2 separate regions of the Homo sapiens genome follow, and region 2 is linked to region 1. A link is an interaction called in ENCODE POLR2A ChIA-PET data of the cell type or tissue named here. Cell type or tissue: GM12878. All regions are shown on one strand. Each heading gives the region's core, and the rest is flanking DNA. Links, peaks and the distances in the headings are about the cores only.

Evidence for each region. Peaks named below come from ENCODE experiments on the same cell type or tissue, not always from the same donor. Only the 100,000 strongest peaks of a DNase experiment are listed, where the experiment ranks them.
Region 2: POLR2A ChIA-PET joins it to region 1 with 7 read pairs; 3 of 35 experiments call an interaction of 5 or more read pairs at or near these places.

The regions. Positions count from the first base shown.
Region 1 is chr13:99,417,429-99,422,805 of GRCh38, forward strand. No RefSeq gene overlaps it. Among named protein-coding and RNA genes, the nearest start is that of LNCARGI, 13 kb to the right of the region's middle. RefSeq lists enhancers at 1-682, 2,668-2,807, 2,858-2,947, 2,958-3,067. In GM12878, for the core only: no CTCF peak of the experiment used is centred there; a DNase peak (open chromatin) is centred at 3,083; H3K4me3 peaks cover 787 bases; H3K27ac peaks cover 2,624 bases.
Region 2 is chr13:99,330,115-99,335,491 of GRCh38, forward strand. All of the region lies in intron 6 of UBAC2 (UBA domain containing 2), which reads left to right. Among named protein-coding and RNA genes, the nearest start is that of FKSG29, 19 kb to the right of the region's middle. In GM12878, for the core only: no CTCF peak of the experiment used is centred there; a DNase peak (open chromatin) is centred at 2,077; H3K27ac peaks cover 1,244 bases.

The DNA of each region.
Region 1 (5,377 bases), core at 141-5,140:
TGACAGTGAAGCCACCAGAGTCAGGAAATTCAAAAGCAGCCACCATTCTCCCCGCACTGGGGCAGCGAGCAAGGGAAAGCAAGAAACGCCCCCTGGGGACCCAGACACTCTCAGCTCCGTGTGTGAAGGTGGAGGGGAGACCGCCCTGGCTCTGGATTTCCTGGGTTTTGTGACCCAGGCAAGGTGCCTTAATGGGGCCTGAAAGGTGCATTTGCAGCCCAGGCAGGCAGCGCTCCAAGAGCAGCAGTTAGCGGGGGCTGGGCAGCGGGACTGCAGGTTAAACCCACCCCTCCCCAGCAGGGAAAGGCTGCGGGCTGAGGCCACCGGGCCACCGCTCTTTTTCTCCTCTCATTTCAAAGGGCAAGAATGGTTTTCCCTGCCACATCACTGGCTAATAAATGAGGCATCGAGCAGCTCCTTTGATTAAGACTATGCGGCCCTCACTACGTCATTGTCATCATTGACACGGTAAGTGTGCCTGTTCTTTCTGAGGCTGCCTGTGAACCCAGCGTGAAGCCCACCCCAGTCAGCAGCCAGCTGTCCAGCCTAGGGGAACAGCTGCCCCCAGTCCACTGTGTCCCGGCTTCCCCTAGTCTAGAATGTGGTCAACACACTCCCCTACCTGGCCTCCCATTGACAGAGGCTATGGGACCCAATTTTCCCCATATGTAAATCGGGCCTTCAAATATGCCCCCAAAACTCCAGGCCTGTTGGAGATAACTTAGATGAAAAGGTCCTATCTTATCATACACCTTTACCATAAACTTCCCCTCCTGCCACCCCCAGAAGGAAGAGCTGAGGCAGTTTCCAAAGGTGCCTGACTTGTCCACAGACCACAAGCCCCAGGAGAAACGTCCTGGGCGTCCTCACAACATTTAGGATTAAATGTTAAAAAAAAAAAAAAGAGACCTAGAAGGCCCCCACAAAAGGGCAAGAAATTATAGAATACCACCCACACGGGGTTTATTCCTGATTCACTCAATAAGCATTTACTGAGGCACAGCTGGGCGCAGCCACGGGCTCTAAGTTGACTGTGTACAAGTGATGGAGGGCTGCAACCCACACACAGGAGGGCCTGGGGTCTGCCCCGCCCCGTGCCAAGTTATCATCTCTGTTGCCCATCAGGGACCTTGTCTAAGCGGGAGCTGCAGCCCCCACAGGCCCAGCGAACCTGACAGAACCAGACCCTGCCCCAAGTTCTGTGGATCCCCCCACCACTCTTGCGGGTCCTTCCTTCTGTGTTTATCGCTGAGGCCACGCACTGAATGTCACATTGTCTTGGGTTATTGTCTAATTGTTTCCTGGGCAGAGACATTTCATTTCAGCCAGCTGAGTTCCATGGGGTAGAAACGGCAGCAGGCTCTTATATAAATCATCTGCTGGGGTGGAAGAGATTATCCAGCCCGTGGTGGGGGCCAGAATTCAGGGGGGCTGTGAGGCTGGATGGGAAAATGATGCCATCTTTGTTTCCATTAGGCCCCAGCTGAAATGTGATGTTTCAGTTGTGGACACGAGTGGCCAGCCACAGTGGCGGGAGAGTGCCTGAGACTTGGGTGCTGTTTGTTAGAAACCACAGCAAGTCTTTTCATCGCCCAGTGCAGGTGATCCAGGTACCTTAAGGCATTATTTATGCTCGTCACTACCTTGAAATTACAGTCACTATTAGACATGTCAGTAGTGAATAAAGAAGTGTGTAGGACATTATATTAAAAATCTGCTTTTCTTTGGCCAGGCGTGGTAGCTCATGCCTGTAATCCCAACACTTTGGGAGGCTGAGGCAGAAGGATTGCTTGAATCCAGGAGTTCGAAACTAGCCTGGGCAACATAGCGAGAGTTTGTCTACAAAAATTAAAAAATTAGACAGGTATGGTGGTGCATGCCTGTAGTCCCAGCTACTCTGGAGGCTGAGGTGGGAGGATCACTTGAGCTTGGGAGGTCAAGGCTGCAGTGAGCTGTGACTGTACCACTGCATTCCAGCCTGGGTGACAGGGAGAGACCCCCCATCTCAAAAAAAAAAGTACTTTTAAACATTTTGATCACTATATTTTAATATGAAAGGTTTCTTTTCATCTTAGGTGTTTTACTTTATACATTTAAAAACCAGGACTCTGGGAAGGGGTCCACAGGCTTCAGCCAAAAGGGTTGTGGCTCAAGAAAAGGTGAAGGACCCTCGATCTAGTCTAACCATTTTGCCTTCTAAGTGGGGACACTGAGGCATGGGATGTTTCCAAAGCCTCCCAGCTTATCCATCAGACTTGATTAGAGCCTCAGCTGCCTGAAACCCCCTCCGCTTCAGATGCAGTGGCCTTCCATCCCTGCACTCCACACCCTGAGCCCGACATGTGACTTCCTGACCCACTGACTACCCTGGTTCCTCCTCCAGGTGCTTCATCAGCCCCCTTCATCTTAGTCCATCTGTCCTCTTCCACCTGGCCCTGGACAAGGGTCAATAGAGCACAGTGGTTTCCTGTTCACTCAGGTCAGGAAACCAATGGCAAGAAAAGTGACAACGATGGCACCCATGATTGAGGACCTCCTCTGTGTCAGACACTCCTAGCTTTACTTATTTACACCTCACTTTATCCGCAAAGAGGCATCATTATCCCCATTTCACAGATGAATAAAATGAGGCTTAGAGGAGTTAAGTGATTTGTTCAAGGCCAACTGCATGGAGATACGGGTCCTCCAGGTGGGTTCAGTTACAAGGCAGTCGAAGCTGGGGCTGGAGTGGGGAGGTGGCCGAATATAGGCTCTCCCAGATCTGAAGGATGCAGAGACTTTGGGCCAGTGTTCCTGAGGACAGGTAGAGCAGGGGCTGCGGACAGTGCAACTGTGGCTGAGCCCACCTACCGGCTGCTACCCTTGAAGTGGCTTCACAAGGTACTGATTTCTGCCTCGCTCTGTGCCTGCCCCGGGAAAGCGGAGCTGGCACCGCTATCGCATCTCTGTGGTTTGCACGTCTGTGTTCCCAGAGCTGCTTCAGCCCCACACGTGGGCAGAGCAGCAGTGTGGTTGAGCTGTCCAGGTGCTGCCGTTTTTGCTTTTTCTTTCTTTTTTAATGATGAAGAGGAAAAGGAGTGTGGGGTGGGCACAGATGTACTTGTTCCTCTTTTTTTACATTTAATCATTGACAGGACTGCTGACGCTGGAGTAACACACTCACTCACCCATGTAGTGCTCACCAAGTGTCTACACTATGCTGACCTCCCAGAACCACCTAGGTCTTCGGCACTGACAGACCCTCCCTTCTAGCAAAGTAGACAGGTAGACAGGTGAGAGCTCTATGGGGTGACAGGCACGCCGCAGAGATAGCAACTTCAGGGTGCCAAGGAACACACAGGAGGAGGCTCTTCCTGGTCCCAGGTGGCCGAGGAGGTTTCCCAGAGGTCAAGCTTGAGGATGAGACAATCTGCCCAACCCCTCCAGCTGCTGACACAGAGGGAGGGAGAGCACAGGGAATGGTGTGCCGGACCGTTACTCTCCCACCCAGAGGTTTCTTGTCACTTTCTCTCATATTTCCTTGAACAACACAAGTCACGTGGCCACACCTAACTTCAAGAGGTGGAATCCTGGTGGGGCACAGTGGCTCACGCCTATAATCCCAGCACCTTGGGAGGCCGAGGCAGGTGGATCACCTGAGGTCAGGAGTTCGAGACCAGACTGGCCAACATGGTGAAACCCCGTCTCTACTAAAAATACAAAAATTAGTCGGGCTTGGTAGTGCATGCCTGTACTCCCAGCTACTCAGGAGGCTGAGGCAGGAGAATCGCTTGAACCTGGGAGGCGGAGGTTGCAGTGAGCTGAGATGGTGCCACTGCACTCCAGCCTGGGTGACAAAGCAAGACTCCATCTCAAAAAAAAAAAAAAAAAAAAAAAAGGTGGAATCCTGCCGTGTGCTGGGAGCAGCACAAGCAGTGTGGACCACACTACAAATGTGTCCTCTCCAGCCCCAAACTCATGTGGATTCGCCCATCCCCACAGAGCACCTACCCACGGCCATCCTGCCCGCCCCACCTTGCTCTTCCTCATGTGCCATGCCCGCCCCCGCCGTCACCCCAGTTTTCGGTCCTCATTCATCACCTCTGCTGCATTCTCGTGGCTGTGGCCTCAGCCCAGTCCTCACTGTCTCTCTCCAGGACAGCCACAGCTTCTTGCTTCCTGGTCTCCGATCTTAATTCTCCAATCCAGTTTATATTCTACATCCCACTGAGGATTGCAGAATGAGTTTGCTAAAGGCACAACTGATTGTGTTATTCGCTACCTAAAATCCTTTGAGGGTCTTTAGGACAGGATTCGATTTCCATGACCTGGGATATGCTGTTCTCTCTGTCCAGAATGCATTTTCCCTCCCCATGAACCCTCATCAACTCTGCTTAACTCCTTCTCACACAAGACTCAGCCCTCCTCCAGGCAGTCTTCCTTGGCTGCCCCACACCCTGCATCTCATTTTGGTGCTCCCCTTCTAGTCCCCAAATGTCTCTATATTAGTGTACACCATAAATGACTAGTGTCTGTCAGACTGGGAGCTGTTTAGGGAAGTGACAAAGTCTCAATCATCAACTCCTAGGGCCTCCACAGGGGTCAGCCTGGTGGGTGCGTGCTGAATGATTGCTGAATGCAGGGCCAGTGGTAGTTACTGTTCCAAACCTGCCCTCCACAGCCTGTCTTCCCACATCATCCAGAGACTTCTTCCCACAGGACACATCAAGCATCTGCTTAGCTCCCTGTGCTGGCCACTGGGGAGGGGGTGTGAAGGCACACCCATGGCCTGCAAGGAGCTTAAATGTTGAGGGGAAAGTTGAGAAACCCAAAAGTCACTGGGAACCACATGGCACTCAACGTGGGGACGACAGCTGGGGATGAGACACCACCCTTATGTCTTCCCTTGGCCTCATAGAGTCACCACATAGAGGAACCTGATAGAGGCTCCTGTCTAATCCGACCAGGTTGCAGATGAGGATGCTGAGACCCAGAGAGGTGGGCTGAGTCACTGCGGTCACTCAGGTAGCCACCAACGTCACTGCAACCCAGACCAGCCTCAGACCTCCACAGCAAATGCTCTTTAGGAAAAAGCAGACGTGGGCACCTTCCACTTCTATGCAACATGCTGTGACGTAAGACAACCCTCAAATATCTCAAACCAGCGGTGTTTTTCTCCCTGCACTCTTCCTTCAAGAGGAAGTTGCAATTTAATTGAATTATTTCTTCTTTCTCTCCTTTAGTCAAAAATTGTGATTTAAGCACCTTTTATGTTTAAGCCACCCTGCTGGCCACCAGGTGATAATCCAAGAGAAACAAAACCACCCTCACTTCAGAGCTTGGGGACAAGACACATGTCCCTTACATCAGCGAACCAAGATCGGGAGGGAAATGCCGA
Region 2 (5,377 bases), core at 64-5,063, 87 kb before region 1:
TGGAATTGGTTTTATAAATGTTTTCCCAATTGTTTGTCACTAGTGTGTAGAAATACAGCTGATTGGCTGGGTGTGGTGGCTCACAGCTGTAATCCCAGCACTTTGGGAGGCCAAGGTGGGCTGATCATGAGGTCAGGAGTTCGAGACCAGCCTGACCAACATGGTGAAACCCCATCTCTACTAAAAATACAAAAATTAGCCAGGCTTGGTGGCGGATGCCTGTAATCCCAGCTATTCAGGAGGCTGAGGCAGGAGAATCGCTTGAACCTGGGACGCCGAGGTTGTAGTGAGCTGAGATCATGCCACTGCACTCCAGCCTGGGTGACAGAGTGAGACGTCATCTCAAAAAAAAAAAAAAAAAAGAAATACAGTTGATTTCTGTATTTCGTTCTTGTGTCCTGCAACTTTTCTAAATGTGTTTATTATTTCTGGTAGCTTTTCTGTGGATTCCTTAGAGTTTTCAACATAGGTGGTCTGTGTCATCCAGAAATAAGTTTTATGTGTTTATATGCTTCTTCTTTCCCAATTTGTACCTTTTATTTTTCTTTATTATACTAGCTAGGACCTCTAATAGAATATTAAATAAAAGTGGTGAATGGATATCCTTGCTTCTTCCTGGTCTTAGATGGAAAACGTTGAGTTTTTCACCATTGAGGCTGTATCTATAAATCCACAAATCTTTTAGAGCTTCACATTCACTTTTAGTTTGTTATTTTTCATCAAAGGTAAGAAATGAGTTTCAACTGAAATAAGCCCATATTTTTATTAATTTTTCATTTTTTGAATCCATTTAAGAAAGTGCATGTAACTTTTAAAGGAGGATGGTCCGCTTGTTAAAATGGATATTAGAAGGTGTTTGTTTACATATAAGAACCTGATGATGGTTTTCTCCATGTGCTAGAGACTCTAGTTGCCTTCCAGTATATTTTTTCCTTCATAAGGGAAGGTTCGTTTTATTTGAGCCAGCAATGCCTCCAGCTGAGATCACGTATCTCTTATCCTTCGCCTCTCAGTCTGACCACTGGTCTAAGTCCTGGCGTCCTGGCCATTGAGCTGTAAACACACATATTTGTGTGACTTCTGAGAAGGCTCCTTAAAGTCGCCTTTTGTCCTTTCTTATTTTTTTTCTTCTGGCTGCTTTGACTACAGTTAAGATGTTTGGAGCTTTTTAAATATGAAGGTGAAATAAACTTCTCTTGTATTTAAGCCACTGTTGTTTGAAGTTTTCTACTTAGCATAGTTGACCTAATCCTCCTGATGCATGATTTCCCAAAAGGAAAAGCCTAGAGCAGGTTTCTAAGACAGTATGTGAGAAACGAATAATCTGTGATTAGTGTTATTACTTCTGTCTCTATTCCAATTTGGTTTTCCAAGAATCAGAAGGATATCCAGCATTTTAATTGGGTACCTCAAAATCTTTTAATTTAGTATCATTTCTATTCCCTCATATGAGATAGAAAAGCTATAGAAAGTTCAATCTGAATCACTTTTGCACTTAAAGAATAGCAAGTCTCAGAGTAACTGCCAAAGGCACATGGTTCTGTCTGTCATGAAAAGAATAATCTTTTCAAAATGTATGACAAATGGCAGAAATAACTTTGGGAATCCCTAATTTGCATTCACATTCTTGGGGTAATAAATTAGGGAATGTACAAAGTTCCCTTATGCTTTCTCTAACATTTTCATTGGAGAAGAAGGAATAGGAAAATGTAAGATGCATCAGGGCAGGGATTTTTCTGTTTTGCTCCTTACTATGTTTCAGTGTTTAGAACATAGGCTGGCACGTATTAGCATTGAGTAAATATTTGTGGAATGAATAAATGAGGTCTCGGTGGGTCTGGTTACCACAGGCCTTGAGGGCACATGAAGTCTATGTGCTGGGGCTCAGTTGCAAGGGGACATTTATTCCTTTGGCTGTTCCTTGTCATGCAGAGGCAATATCATGCCCCTGGGAAAGCAGCCCCTAGGTTTGTCCTGTTGTCCCAGTAGATGGTCGGTTTCTTGAATGTGGGACCGGTGGTTGGCACAGCTTGCCTTGTGGGTTTTTGTTCAGCCACAGTTGGCCAAAGAAAGCAATCGACACCTGTGTGTCATTGCAAAGTCATAGTTTCTAACCTTTGCCTGTTGTGGTTTCAGGCTAGTACTAAACAGGACCAGAGGACAGTTGAAGTTTACTCTCTATAATCAAGAGTGTTTTGCATGTTTTCTACCCAGCAAATTAAATTATTTGCCTGATGAGCATTATTTCATGATTCCCTTCCTAAAAGGATGAAGCATCTGGAAAATCTGAAGAACCGTGTAATTGACGTCCATGTTTATTAGTGGACTAAGAGAAAATCATTTCCTCTTGCCTTACATTCTCAGACTTACAGGGTCACAGCTTCTGCTGTTGGCATATGGGGGGCTGCTCCCTCTGACCTGGAGCCAGCGTGGGTCTTTGGCCTAGACTCTCAGCTGGACGTGGGCCAGGGGTTCTCTGGTTGCGTGACCATGTGTCCCCTTTCCTAGCCAGGGTTCCTGCTTCCTGTTGCCCAAGTGCTCAAACTCCAACTCGAGCTTGTCTTCCCGGGCATATGCTCTTTGTTCCTTTTTGCTTTATCTGATCGTCCTGCACTGACCCCTTGCCTGCCGGAGACTGCGCCACTGCTGCCTTCTTTTTCAGTGGCCCCTCCGTTTGCTCTTTGGCTTACCCAGGTCTGAGGGCCTGCAAGACCTCCTTGGTAGAGTTCCCCCAGCCCCCTGACACACAAATCCAACATATGGTCTTTTTCTAAAGCCTGCTTTTCAGAGGGTCTATGGATTTCAAGAAAACTCGCTCATTCAGAAGACCTAGTGTAAAAAAGGTTTATGAGATCATGAAAATTAGGTCAGGCATGGTGGCTCACACCTGTAACCCCAGCACTTGGGGAGGCCAAGATGGGAAGATCACTTGAAGCCAGGAGTTTGAGACCAGCCTGAGCAACATGGTGAAACCCCGTCTCTGGGGGGGGAAGAAAGAGAGAGATAATGAAAATTAAAATTAAAAATAATGTGTGAATGTAACATAGTATTATAATAACTGATGCTCTCTAAAAGCTTTTGGCAGTAATTAAGTGAAATCTAATGTAATTATTTTTGTCCCATCTTTCCATAGACTAGGGTTTTAAGCACTTTATATTTTAATCCTTTGTGAAAATCTAAAACATTGTGCAGTAGCACTTTATTTGACAACTTGAGGTCATGCTGGCGTGCCAGTGACATGGACAAGTGAACTCTTTATCTTTTATCATATGGGAAAGTATAAACTTGGGACCAAAAAGAATGCATAACTTTCCAATTTCCTTTAAAAGGATCTAAGATAATGTATTTATTTTTGTGGAGCATTTGTTAATTCACCATTCACCCAGGAAATACTTACAGTACTATGTGCCAGACACTGTTCTAAGTGCAGAGGCCAAGTAGTGATCAAAAGCAACCCAAATCTTCCCCATTCAGAGTTTACATTTAGATAGATGGGATAGAAATGTAAGCAGATGAACACAAAAGCCCTACTTCCCTGCCAGAATTTGCAGTCCTATTTTTGTTTATTACTGGGTGGGGTATCCATATTCTTCACAGAATGGTCCTGCTGAAATTGAATACATAGTTTTGTGAGTGTATACTCACGTCTGATTGTCATTGTGGGGGCAGGGAAGGCATGGACAGGAGAGTGAAGATCTTTAACCTTCCTCAGTTTCTTAAGGGAGTCTGTGGCCTCCCCCCCATAAATTAAGAGCTTCTACCAAATTGTGAACTCCTTAAATACTGGCAAAAACTATGCATTTTCATTATATTTTTCTTAATTTATTTAAAAACCTGATTTAAAAAAAATTAGCAACAAGATCTTGCTCCGTCACCCAGGCTGGATGCATTGGTGCAATCATAGCTCACTACAACCTCGAATTCTTGGGTCAAGTGACCCTCCCACATCAGCCTTCCAAGTATCTGGGACTACAGGCATGCACCACCATGCCCAGCTAATTCTTTTTATTTATTCTTATTTTTTTTTTAGAGATGGGGGTCTTGCTCTGTTGCCCAGGCTGGTCTTGAACTCCTGGCCTCTAGTGATCCTCCTGCTTCAGCCTCCTAACATGCTGGGATTACAGGCGTGAGCACAGAAAAACCAACATTGTATTGTTGAGCTTTTAAGGTATATAGGTGTAAAATATGACAGAAGTAACGCAGTGGATGGGAAGACATTACATGGAACTGTAGTAAGTCTTAACCTTGTCAGTAGGTTCTTGGAAATTCCAACTTTAAGCAAAACATCATTCAAATAATGTCATTTCATTCAACGTCTTTTCATTACAGCATTGAGGAGACAAAATTATACTTTGTTTCAGTTAAAGTTGGAGTTTCCAAGAACCTATCAGTGAGTTAAGTGAGGACTTACTGTAGGGTCTTGCAAGCTTCTCCTGTTTTACATGAAGTAATTCAGTATTAACTCCAAATATATTATGCTCAATTTTGAATGCATATTATAACCTCTAGGGCAAATATGAGGGGGAAAATACAGTGATATATAGCTGAAAAAAACCAAAATACTAAATAATATTTGATAGCACAAAAGAACGTAGGAAAGGGGGAGTAAAGAGTAAGAAACAGATGAGACAGACAGAAACCAAATTGCAAAATCCAGCTATTCAAGCAAATACATTAAGTATGAATAATAGCTAAACACTCCAATCAAAAGGTAGAGATTGTCAGACTAATTTAAAAGAAAAAAAATTGCTATATGGTATCTACAAGACACACTTTAAATACAAAGACACAAAAAAAGCCTGAAATTAAAAGGATGAAGATATATTATGGAGACAGTAACCATAAGAAAGCTGAAATGGCTGTTTTAAGATTAGACAAAGTAGACTTCTCTATGAGTATTACTAAAAACACAGCAGAATGCTTTGTTATGACGAAAGGGTCAGTTGTGTTTGTGTGCCTAATAACAGCGTCCACAAACAGGAACAGCTTCTAGATATATGAAGTTAAAATAGCTAATGGGAGCAATGAACAAATCAACAATCACAGTTGAATACTTTGAGACCGAAAAATAAAAATGTTTAATTTTGTACTTCATTCAAATCTCACAGCTCTAATTTGTACTACATTTTTAATATTTTGTTATGTTTATAACATTTTGCTATCTTCTGCTGAATCAGCGTAATGCTGATATACACCCTATTTTCTGTTTTATATCAGATCTTCAGAAAAGGCATTTCTACTTCCTTGCCTCCAATTCATTACTGTTTTTTTTTTTCCATATTGACTTCATATGTCTCTCTTCATTAAAAATATATATTTGTTACAGAGAATGCCTCTGCCTACCCCCTACCCTGTCCCCCATCACCCCTCTACAGCA